Regions from separate parts of the Mus musculus genome. Here region 1 is linked to region 2. A link is a loop called in an ENCODE intact Hi-C map of the cell type or tissue named here. Cell type or tissue: left cerebral cortex. All regions are shown on one strand. Each heading gives the region's core, and the rest is flanking DNA. Links, peaks and the distances in the headings are about the cores only.

The links. Peaks named below come from ENCODE experiments on the same cell type or tissue, not always from the same donor. Only the 100,000 strongest peaks of a DNase experiment are listed, where the experiment ranks them.
Region 1: it touches region 2 in a loop (2.0-fold over the local background); 3 of 42 quality-filtered maps call a loop at or near these places.

The regions. Positions count from the first base shown.
Region 1 is chr12:31,002,027-31,007,877 of GRCm38, forward strand. No RefSeq gene overlaps it. Among named protein-coding and RNA genes, the nearest start is that of Gm25408, 52 kb to the right of the region's middle. In left cerebral cortex, for the core only: a CTCF peak has its summit at 3,179 (motif pointing left); a DNase peak (open chromatin) is centred at 3,183.
Region 2 is chr12:30,900,743-30,906,593 of GRCm38, forward strand. It overlaps Acp1 (acid phosphatase 1, soluble), which reads right to left. Exons shown (of 6, transcript NM_021330.4): 2 at 4,327-4,400; 3 at 4,128-4,241. Among named protein-coding and RNA genes, the nearest start is that of Acp1, 7.9 kb to the right of the region's middle. In left cerebral cortex, for the core only: no CTCF peak of the experiment used is centred there; a DNase peak (open chromatin) is centred at 2,812.

The DNA of each region.
Region 1 (5,851 bases), core at 436-5,435, 100 kb after region 2:
TGTGTGTATGTGTGTGTGAATGTGTGGCTGTGTGTGTGTGTGAATGTGTGTGTGTGTATGTGTGTGTATGTGTGTGTGTGACTGTGTGTGTGTTGTGACTGTGTGTGTGTGTGTGTGTGTGTGTGTGTGTGTGTGTGTGTGTGTGTGACTCTGTGTGTGTGAATGTGTGGCTGTGTGTGTGTGTGAATGTGTGGCTGTGTGAGTGTGTTCATGCTTGCATGTGTGAATATGTGGCTCTATGCATGTGTCCACATGTGCATGTGTGAATTTATGTGCATGTGTCCATGTGTGTGTGTGTCCACATGTGTGTGCAAGTGAAAATTGCTGATTTAATCCTCAGACACATCTGACAGAAGTAAACCGTTTCCTACCTGTGTCTGCGTGTAGGTATAAATCCATCTCAGGCTCTAAATGTGGGCATTTGTGTAGATTTCTGGGTTGCTACTTCCAAGGCAGGGTTTGGTTGCTCACATTCAGAGATTTCAAGTTTTTCCTTCTTGGAATTGGTATCACAGACATTCCCTTGGGTCAGCTGAGAGTCTATTCACATGATGTCCTCTAATTCCACTAGTTCTTGCAACGTCTAACCTCTTAGGCATGTGGCTTTGTATTTAACTTGCTCCTTCTTTTACTTCTGTTTATAGATCATTGCTGGCTCTGCTCCATTTCCATTGCTGTGCCTTGAGTCTCTCCCAAAGCTCCATCTCCAGATTCGCTTAGGAGATTGGGTTTGGTAAACTTCAGACTTCAATAAAATGTTCATAATAATCTTCCATTATTGTGTACTTATAAAACCTTCCACATCTTACTTCTTCCTTGTTTTCTAACAGGTTTTGAATCAACTGTGTCCTATTTTCACCAAAATAATGTGTTGAACATGTAAATAACTGATATTTGAGTACCAACCAATATCCAATGGTTGATCCTAATAGTTAGGAACGTATCAAAGTGATATATTTGTAAGGTTGAAACCTCAGACAATACTACTAAATGAATAATCATGTAAGACTTTCTTGTTTCTCCTGTGGCTAGAGAGTTTGTTTTTTTTATATATAATTGAATCTGCTTCTCAACTTTGGTCTTTCCTGTGGTTGTAGCGCCCACCTATACTTGTCATCCTTGGTGTACATTGGATGATCTAATAAGGAGAGACGATGTGTTGTCAGAGTAACGATTCTTTAGTGGTCTTTCATTGAGAGTCAGTTTCTCCGACACTAATAAGTGATACCTTGTTCTAGACCATTTCATTTATCCAGAGGCACGCTCTGGCTCTGTGTGGTTCTGCGTTGTTCCATCTCCTGCTGGGGTGTGGGAACACCACTGGGCAGGTAAAATGCTGAGATGCTAGACTGCATTTACCCTGTGCCAGTGTTGCAAAGTAAGCACCAATACACCACTCTGGGTGGGAAAACACAGTCTAAGATGTAGGAGGCCAAAGTTGGGGTTCCCTGACTTCCAGCTGCCCAGTCACCACTGGAAACCATGTGGAGGAGTCAGAGGGTCGAAGTCCACGGGCCTGGGATGAGCGGGCCTCCCAAACTCTTGGACATACACATGCCACTGGAAGTCTCAGAGGAGCCGAGAATGAAGGATGCCTCAGGCTGAGGATGAGCCCAGGGCCAGGGGGAATGGGAAACTCCAGTTTGGCTCAGCGGTGGTGAGTCCAGAGCACAGAGGGTCCTTCTGTGGAAGACTTAGATGGCACAGCTCTGTAGGTGAAGGCTTCCTCCATGCTCCCCAGGGCAGTTCTTGATGAGAGAGACAGTCCTTGGTTCCAAACTGTTTACTGACTGTTCATCATGGAAAATGGGTGCCTATCACCTCCTCAGGGTGGACCAGAGATAAATACCGTTTGCTGGAAGGAATGCCCATGATGGGAAGCTTATTGGGAAACTCTAGATGCCTCATTAGCATGGAGAACTCCCTTCTGATCTACATGACCACAGGTCACATTCCTATGTAGCGAGTGTGGTCACATGACAGGGGCCATGTCAGAAGCAGGTGAAGCTCCTACCATCCCCTCTGGGTTACAGGGCTTCCAACCTGCTCAACCTTACCAAGTTTCCTGGCACGGTCCACTGCTCCACAGCTATGGTTCTCCCATTTACATATTTGATGAGTGGAGCGTGTTACAGGACATGAGGATGGAATCTCCAGTCAGAAGATTTCGATGAATCCCTCTGTTTTAGATGCCTGCCTCAAGGCTTTTGAATGGCAAGTCAAGTCTTAGGCACACAATGCTGTCCTGCATTTTTTTAATTAAGTCATTTTTATTAGATATTTTCTTCATTTACATTTCAAATGCTATCCCAAAATCCCCCTATACCCTCCCCCTGCCCTGCTCCCCAATCCACCCACTCCCACTTCCTGACCCTGGCATTCCCCTGTATTGGGGCATATGATCTTCGCAATACCAAGGGCCTCTCCTCCCATTGATTGCCAACTAGGCCATCCTCTGCTACATATGCAACTAGAGACATAGCTCTAGGAGTACTGGTTAGTTCATATCATTGTTCCTCCTATAGGGTTGTAGACCCCTTTAGCTCCTTGGGTACTTTCTCTAGCTCCTTCATTAGGGGCCCTGTGTTCCATCCAATAGATGACTGTGAGCATCCACTTCTGTATTTGCCAGGCATTGGCATAGCCTCACAAGAGAAAGCTATGTCAGGATCCTGTCAGCTAAATCTTGCTGATATATGCAATAGTGTCTGGGTTTGATGGTTGTATATGGGATGGATCCCTGGGTAGGGCAGTCTCTGGATGGTCTTTCCTTCCATTTCAGCTCCGAACTTTGTCTCTGTAACTCCTTCCATAGGTATTTTGTTCCCCATTCTAAGAAAGAGAAAAGTATCCACACTTTGCTCTTCCTTCTTCTTGAATTTCATGTGAAGAAACTAAATGCTAAGAAAACACTAAAGATTGGGCCAAAGCAGTCTCATCTAAGCTCCTTAAGGCACTAGAACCCCAGATTTTCTGCAGTGATGGAAGAAAAACTAGCTTCTGCTTGTTTCAAACATATACTTCTTGTTATTTTATACCATTTTATGTTACTTTTATGTTACTTTCACAGTAAAAAAGTATAAGAACATGTTTTATTATATTTTATGTACAGAAATAGTCTATCCACAAGGGCCCACAGACCTCCCTAGTCCTGTTTCCCTAGTAGTCTCCTGGCGCCCTCTGGTGGCAGAATCTCAAGATGCGTCTTAGCATACACTCAGCCACAAGGCAGAATATTAATGAATTAGCCATGCTGCACCCCTCTGAAACTATTGAGCCAGGAGTTTGCAAAATGATTTGGAGCAAGTTCAGGATAGATGTTATATATAGATGGATGTGTTCTTTTTCCTCTCTTGAATACATTTTTTTTTCAGGCGCTTACTATGATAAAGCTTCCTCTTATCTCTGAAAAAGTGTTGGCTTGTTAGTGGTAAGTTTTTATTTGATAGTCTGTAAAATTATTACCTTGATGTTAATAGACAAGAATGTTATATTTAGTTCTTTCCGTAGGCATATTTAGATCTGATAAAGCCCAGAAGGTCACAGAAGCACCCCTCACATTTAGTGTAGAACACTGTGTGGTATGTGGGCTCCCGTTCTTTGAAGACTTAAAATATTATATTAATTCTTTCATACATTGTATTTTGACTTTATTCTATATGCATCTGTGATGGCTAATTTCATGTCAACTTGGCACAAGCTAAAGTCATGCCTCCATAAGACTGAGCTGTTGGCAAGCCTGTAGGGAATTTTCCTAACTGGTGATTGATAGAGAGGCACAGCCCACTGTGGGTGGTGGTCCTGGGTTCTGTATGAAAGCTGAACAAGCCAGTAGGGAGAACCTTTCCAGAGCCTCTACATCAGCTCCTCCGTCCAGGCCGCTGCTCTGTTTGTGTCCCTGTCCTGACTTCCTTCAATAATGAACAGTGATGCGGAAGTGTAAGCCAAGTCAACCTTTTCCTCCCCAACTTGCTTTTGGTCATGGTGTTTTTCACAGCAGTAGTGCCCCTACCGAGGACAGCATACTTACTCATATATGTCACAGTCTATACATGTCTATAGCTTCTTTTCTTTCTCTTAGCACTGCCTTTTGAAAAACAGTTCTTAGGTTTTTGTTGTTGTTGGTTTTTGTTGTCGGGTTGTTTTGTTTTGTTTTGTTTTTGTTTTTTGTTTTGGTTTTTTCGAGACCAGGTTTCTCTGTAGTCCTGGTTGTCCTGGAACTCACTCTGTAGACCAGGTTGGCCTTGAACTCAGAAATTTGCCTGCCTCTGCCTCCCAAGTGCTGGGATTAAAGGTGTGCACCACCATGCCCGGCCAGTTCTTAGTTTTAAGGAATTCTGATCTTTTGTTTGTTTCATGAATAATCTTTCTGGTGTTACAACTGAGCAGCCATCTCACTCCAAGGTCATGGGGTTCCCCTACATGATGCACTCAGAATTTAATGATACTGTATTTTATGCTTTGTTAGCATAGAAAACTGAGGAGACCTAACTAGGCATGTTGCAATTGCATCTTCGACTTGCTACATTTGTCCTGGTACATAACAAAACGTTACAACTGGAAAATATTCCTTTGTCTGGTCTCTAAACCGCAAACTAACTTTTCATTATGAGATGCTGAGGTGTTGCTCTTTAAGGGTTTTTCTGGTACTGAGGCCATTAGGAAACTTCTCTTGGGATCTCTACCTTATGACAGTGGCATCAGCAGGGAGGGAGTATAGGACTGTTGTGTGAATGTTATGTCACAAAACATGAAACTTTCTAACTTGTATCTAAGCTTCCCAAGATCTTGCAGGAGATTACCAAACTAAACTTTGTGTCTGCTGCACTGTCCATAAGGGATCTTGGTCCCAAGAGCAGCTCCAATGAGTCATCCCATGTATGTAAAGATGACCTCATGGATGTGACCCTCCACTACAGGAACCACAGACAATATGTTCACGTGGCTTTTTCTCATGAATGTAGCTTAAGTCTTTAATAGTTGCCTGTCTTCAAACTAATAAGTGTGTTTGCCATATGATTCTGAAATGCTAAATATCCAACTATTGAGCCTCCATTGGGGATGGGGGAGTGCAGTAAACGTAGATTTAAAGCATTGGCTTAGAAGTTTAGCTTTATGTTGCATAGCTCTTTTGAACTGTTTGCTGTGGTGTTCAACATCATCACCCATACTTATTGGGACAGTATGTTAAAATTAAAAAAAAAAACACTTGTTTTAGATGTGTGAAAATTCTGTAATTCCTTTTGCATGTGCTGGTAAGATGGGGATTTCCAAGGCAGCAAAGGAAACACAGTCAATTCCAAAAACTTCCTATGCATATAGCATAAGAAAAATCAGTTTGATGCCCTAGCACAAGTGAAAACAGGACTCGCTTTCTTTGCTACCCACAGAGTCTGACTAGAAAGCCGCATCAGAGAAACTCAAGGATGTTCTCCAATTCCCCAGTCCTTTATGTTAAATGATTTTGGAAAGCCAAAATACTTAGGAGGACAACAGCAGATTTATATATCACAGGGATTTTATTTCATCAGAATACTCAAATCCCATATATATAGAGAGAGAGAGGATCCACAGTCGTCAGAGATGCCCGTTGGTGGAAGTTCCAGATATGCTTCTGTTGCCTTTAAAAGATATATTAGGATGTTTAAAGGGGGCTTTGCAAAGGGAGGGGGACTGTTGGTACAGCAGCGATGAGCAGCTGTGCTTTTTCTAGGAACCAGGATGTCTTCAGTTGTGTTTTCAAGTGGTTATCACCAAGCAACAAGCTGTAAAAACAACGGCAGAAACCTATAGAGTTGTCAGGACCCCATCCTACCTCCTGGTCTCAATTGGAGTGGGGAATGGCCCTAAG
Region 2 (5,851 bases), core at 435-5,434:
ACTGCTGGGGAAACAGCTCAGTAGCAGATCACATGCAATATAAGCTCGTACCAGGCTCTACCTAGGGTGTAATTCCCAGTTCTCCAAAAAAGAGGAAAGAGCAGGCTCAGAAATGACCCAGAAAGGCATTAGCAGACCTTACTTAAAATACAAAGAATATGTTCACTTGTAAATTCACAACAGCTTTTGTTCTCTACAAAACATGGAGCCCTCAAAATTCTGGTGAGAATGAGGGAGGGTATGTGAGGGGATAATTTTTCTTCCCTGCCAATGGTAAGTTACCTACTGTCCAGCAAACAGCCCCACATCATAGGCGGCATGAAAATAATGCTAATTAAACTCGGCGGAATGAAAGAACAGAAAGATTTTTATGTCCAATATATATGAAAGCTGCCTCTCCAAAAAAAAACCAAACAAACAAAAAGAAAAAGCCTAATTTCCAAAAAACTGGTTAAAAAGCATCAAGTCCCAGTTCAAAAAGCATGCGTTGGTCTCCCACAGCAAAGCTGATGAACTGGAGACCAGAGAGAAAACCAACAGCCAGAAAAAAAAGAGATATTATCACACTCCTCCATTGCTAGTGGGATTGCAAACTAGTACAACCACTCTGGAAGTCAAAAGTTCTGGAAACTTTTGGAGGTTCCTCAGGAAACTGTAATAGATCTACCTTAACACCCAGCAATACCAATCTTAGGAATATACCCAAAAGATGCCCCACCATGCCACAGGGGCATGTGTTCCACTATGTTCATAGCAGCCTTATTTGTGATAGCCAGAAGCTGGAAACGACCCAGATATCCCACAACAGAAGAATGGATACAGAAAACGTATTTACACATTTACCCAGTGGGATAACTACTCAGCTATTAAGAACGAGGACATCATGAGTTTTGCAAGCAAATGGATGGAACTAGAAAATATTATCCTGAATGATGTAACTCAGTCCCAAAAGGACATGCATGGTACGTACTCACTAATAAGTGGATATTAGCCAAAAGAAAAAAGAAGAGAAAAAAAAGTACAGAATAACCAAGATACAGTCCTCAGAACTCAAAAAGGTCAACAAGCTGAAGGGCCCAAGTGAGGACACCTCAGTCCTACTAGGGAGAGAGAAGAAAGCAATCACAAGGGCAGAGGGAGGGACTGAGAGGGAAAGTGGACATGGGGGGCGGGGAATCATGATGTGGTGTTGGGTGAGGGGAAAAGGACTGAAGCCCTGAGGGTCAGCAGAAAGAATGGAAACAGGCAACCTTGGACCTCAGGAGACAGGAGGTTGCAGGATCCTCCAGAATGTACCAGAGACCTGGGAGGTGAGACTCTAAGGATTCAAAGGGAGGGACCTTAGATGAAATGCCCTACAGAGGGGAGAGGGAACTTGTAGAGCCCACCTCCAGCAAAAAACAGGGCATCAAGTGAGGGATGGAGTTGCCATCCCACAGACACATCTCTGACCCATAATTAATCTCGTCTGAAAGAACTGCAGAGATGGAAAGGGAGAGGAGCCTGAGGAAAAGAAGGTCCAGCAACAGGCCCAAAGTGGGATCCAGCTCAAGGGGAGGACCCAAGGTCTGACACTATTACTGAGGCTATGGAGCGTTCACAAAAAGGAACCTAGCATGACTGCCCTCAGAAAGACCCAACAAGCAGCTGAAAGAGTCAGATGCAGATATTTGCACTCAACCAATGGAGACAGAAGCTGTTGACCCCAGTAGTTGAATTAGGGAAAAGCTGAAAGAAGCTGAGGAGGAGGGCAACCCTGTAGGAAGACCAGCAGTCTCAATTAACCTAGACCCTGGAGATCTCTCAAACACTAGACCACCAACCTGGCAGCATACACCAGCTGATCTGAGGCCCCCAACACATATATAGCAGAGGACTGTCAGGTCTAGGTTCAATCAGGGATGACGCAAATAACCCCCAAGAGACTGGAGGACCCAGGAGTTTAGAGGTCAGGTGGGGTGAGGGGGTGGGAATGGGGACATCCTCATGGAGACAGAAGGGCGGGGAGGAGGTATGAGATGTGGAACAGTCAAAGGGTGGACTAGGAGGGGAATAAAATGTGGGGTGTAAATAAATAAATGAATGAATTTTAAAAAATTTTTTAAAGTATGGAAACATAAATATCAATGTCAATAAATTGGTAAAAAAATTAAAAAAAAATCAGCAAAAGCAATCAATCAGATCAATTTTCCAAACAAAATAGAGATACCATCAATTTTTTACACACACTTCTTTTTTTTAATTAGATATTTTCTTCATTTACATTTTAAGTGCTATCCCGAAAATTCCCTATACCTTCCCCCCCCCCCCTTCGCTGCTCCCCAACCCACCCACTCCCGCTTCCTGGCCCTGGCATTCCCCTGTATTTGGGGCATATAATCTTCACAAGACCAGGTGCCTCTCCTCCCATTGATGGCCTACTAGGCCATCCTCTGCCACGCAGCTAGAGACACAAGCTCTGGGGGTACTGGTTAGTTCATATTGTTGTTCCTCCTATAGGGTTGCAGACCCCTTCAGCTCCTTGGGTACTTTCTCTAGCTTCTTCATTGGGGGCCCTGTGTTCCATCTAATAAATGACTGTGAGCATCCACTTTAGTATTTGCCAGGCACTGGCATAGCCTCACAAGAGAGAGCTATGTCAGGGTTCTGTCAGCAAAATCTTGCTGGCATATGCAATAGACACATACACTTCTTAAAAGACAAGAAGACATGCTCTGTGCATTTGGTGAGGTATAGGTACAGATGCTGGCTATGAACCCATTAGATGGCTCCATCTGGGGTGCCACTGCCCACAGATTCTCACAACAGAAGCCACCCACACGTCCAGCAGAGGTACAAAAGGAACAATACAGCACTTAACCCTGCCCAGGGCAAACTGCTGTAACCCTCAGCAGCGACATGGAAAAGATGCTACGTGTGCGTGCACTCCACTGCTGTGCCAGGGACATGGGGCAGACCTGCAATTCCAGCCTGAGGAGGCTGAACCACGAGGACTGCCTCAAGTGCCAGTGTGACCCTGACTCAACAACACAAGCAAGATGATTCTACTCCTACAATGTTAGAACGCACAGTGAAACTTTGGGAGGGACCACTGCACAAGAGGGGAGAAGCGGCCAAGCAACCTTGATGATGGACTCAGTCCATGGAGAAGCTGATGACACTGAAAACGGGGACACGTGAGCACACTTGACCAGCAGGGGCGGTTCTCCAGTCGGCCATGCTAAAAGTTCCTATCCCAAGACATTGCTTTGAGTTCAAGAGCTAGCACCCTAACCATATGCCATTTACAACCTAAGTTGAAAGATTAGAAAAATAACATGTTAAGAACTGTACTAAAATAGTTATTTGCATAAAGTGTGGCAATTGGTAAAGAGAAAGAACATAAGGAAAATGTGACACTGACGTACAAAGTATTCTTTACTAGTGCTTTGGAACTAAAAAGCCAAAAAATAATAAAAAAAACAACAGTTGAGAACGGTTTGTTAAAAACAACATAAAAGAACAACTTAATTTCAATAAGGAACTCAAAGAAATACATCAGGCTGCCATCTTCTGGTAATATGGATACAAAACTATCTTTGTCTGTAACTAAAGGGTTTGTTTTTAATTCCAGTCTTCCAGACAGACAAGTGTTAACAAGGCACTAGAGCTGTATGTTTAAGGTACTTTAAAGTAGAAAAAGACATGTGTACTAACAAACTAGTAGCATAAGCAGAAATGTCTAGCCAGAGAGTCTGTACATGGTAACAAAATGAAGACCACAGCCAAGTCTGGCTCACAGCAAACATTGTATCACTATGGCTTATGTCTTTTATCTGTACTTTAACACGTTACCCAAGGCCATCCAAATCTTCCACAACTACACAGGCAGCAAGTCAGTCGCCCCCAACCAAATACATGCTGCAACACACAGGGTGGTCAGACTCTCAAGTAATGGGATTCTATGTAGTAGAAATTAAACGAGATCTTTTCTACCTGTCTTGCCTTATGGGCTGTGCTAATGCCATGATTTCTTAGGCAGCTGACAGCTCTTGGGTCTGGGGGCCGGCCCACGTTCCAGTCGGAAACGGCGCTGCTGTCAATGGCCCACTGTAACACAAAACATATGTCAAGCTCCAGTACGGTACCTGCCGTGCAATGTGCTGCATGTGGATGCCATGTTTTCTCATGCAGTTCTGCCCTCGATAGTCAGGAGGGTTCCCCACTTCATAGGTGGATGTAGCCGCACTGTCTATCCTCCACTGCAGGAGAGAAAAGAAGTGTTCTGGCACCTTGCTGCCCAAAGGGATTCAGTCTGGACTCGTCACACTACTGAATGGTACTCACATTATCTGAAACCTTTTCATCAGTTACCAGTTTCCTGAATACTGCTTCTGCAATGGGTGACCGGCAAATGTTACCTTAAAAAGAGAGGGAGAAGACATATAGAGGTTATTAGCTGTGGCAGATGGGCAGATACAGATTTCTGGCCCAAAGATTGAGTGGACTACTCCCAAAGTGGATGCCCAGTGCCTGCATCTAAGGTTGGCAAGACAGTACAGAATTCCCTGAGAGAACCAGATTCATGGTCCTGACAGAATGGCTGAGGTAACTAAACAGCAAGAAAGCATGTAAAACACAAATCAATTTTCACTAGCAATGAACCAAGACCAAATCTTGAAATCAACAAAGTAAGTTGCAATCAGCTACATTTAAAACAAAGTATAATAGAACAGAAATAGCTATGTTTAAGTATACATACATAATAAAGACTAGTAATACTTCAAAACAAAACACAAGGCAATTCAATACAAGCTTTATTGAGTAATCATACGTAAAGCCCTGTCCCAAGAAGCCTATGGTCCCCACGAGTTAGCCAGCTGGAGGAACAGGGAGGTTCCTCTTGTCGGCCCCACCTGCCCCAACTTCTGACATCAACAGATAGGTCAGGAGTCCCATACTAGTTGGCTACAAATCTGCCTTCCCTTCCCACAACTGTCGGGTTTGGTGATTCCTTAAAATGACCATAGAATTCAGATAAGCAGTATAGTCACAACTCATAAAAAGATACAGATTGGAGAGAGGCGGAAGAAGGGAAAATGTATTCTGGGGGAACCGAATACGAAGTCTTCTTGTCCCTGGGGACACCTAGCCCTCCTGTCGTTGACAATATGCTGAGAGTATTACTGCCAAGCTAGGAAGCTCAGCAGAGTACTGATATTCAGAGCTCCTAGTAAAATGTGAGAGAACCCAAATGAGTCCCCCAAAAACACAAACTATGGGGCCTCCAGGTGTTAACAGATACTCCATCACTCCAAGAAAATACCAGGGAAATCAAGGATGGCTTTCTAAGAGCCCATCTGATCAAGAACCAAATTCCTTGCTACACCAAGAAAGACAAATGATACCTTAGCTCTGCAAGCAGATAAACAAAGAGACAGGCTCATACACTGAAAAGACTCAAGACACAAGATAATAACAACAACAACAATGAATGCTGATAAACTAGTGCTGTGATGGTATGAGACCAGAGAAACGTAAACATTCCGCAAAGCTAAGTGAGATGCCAGGGAACCTAAGCTTGAGCTGATGTCCACAGGATAAGAAGTTTAAATAGCACCGTGGGAGGACCTGAAGGCGGTACTCGTCTAGACACAGAAGGCAGGGCCTGGGACATGGAGCCCTAATCCCACGCCAAGTCTGTACTTGGTGCATCCTGGGAGAACCTGAAGGTTCCGGCAATGTGGCTTACCAAACACATTTATCTTGTATGCCTACTACTTTTGAGCCAAATACTATGGTAGGCCTGCAGATAGAAAGCTGTTTAAGATACAACCTCCTCTTACAAGGTGGGAAGGTCAGAAAAGCTCAG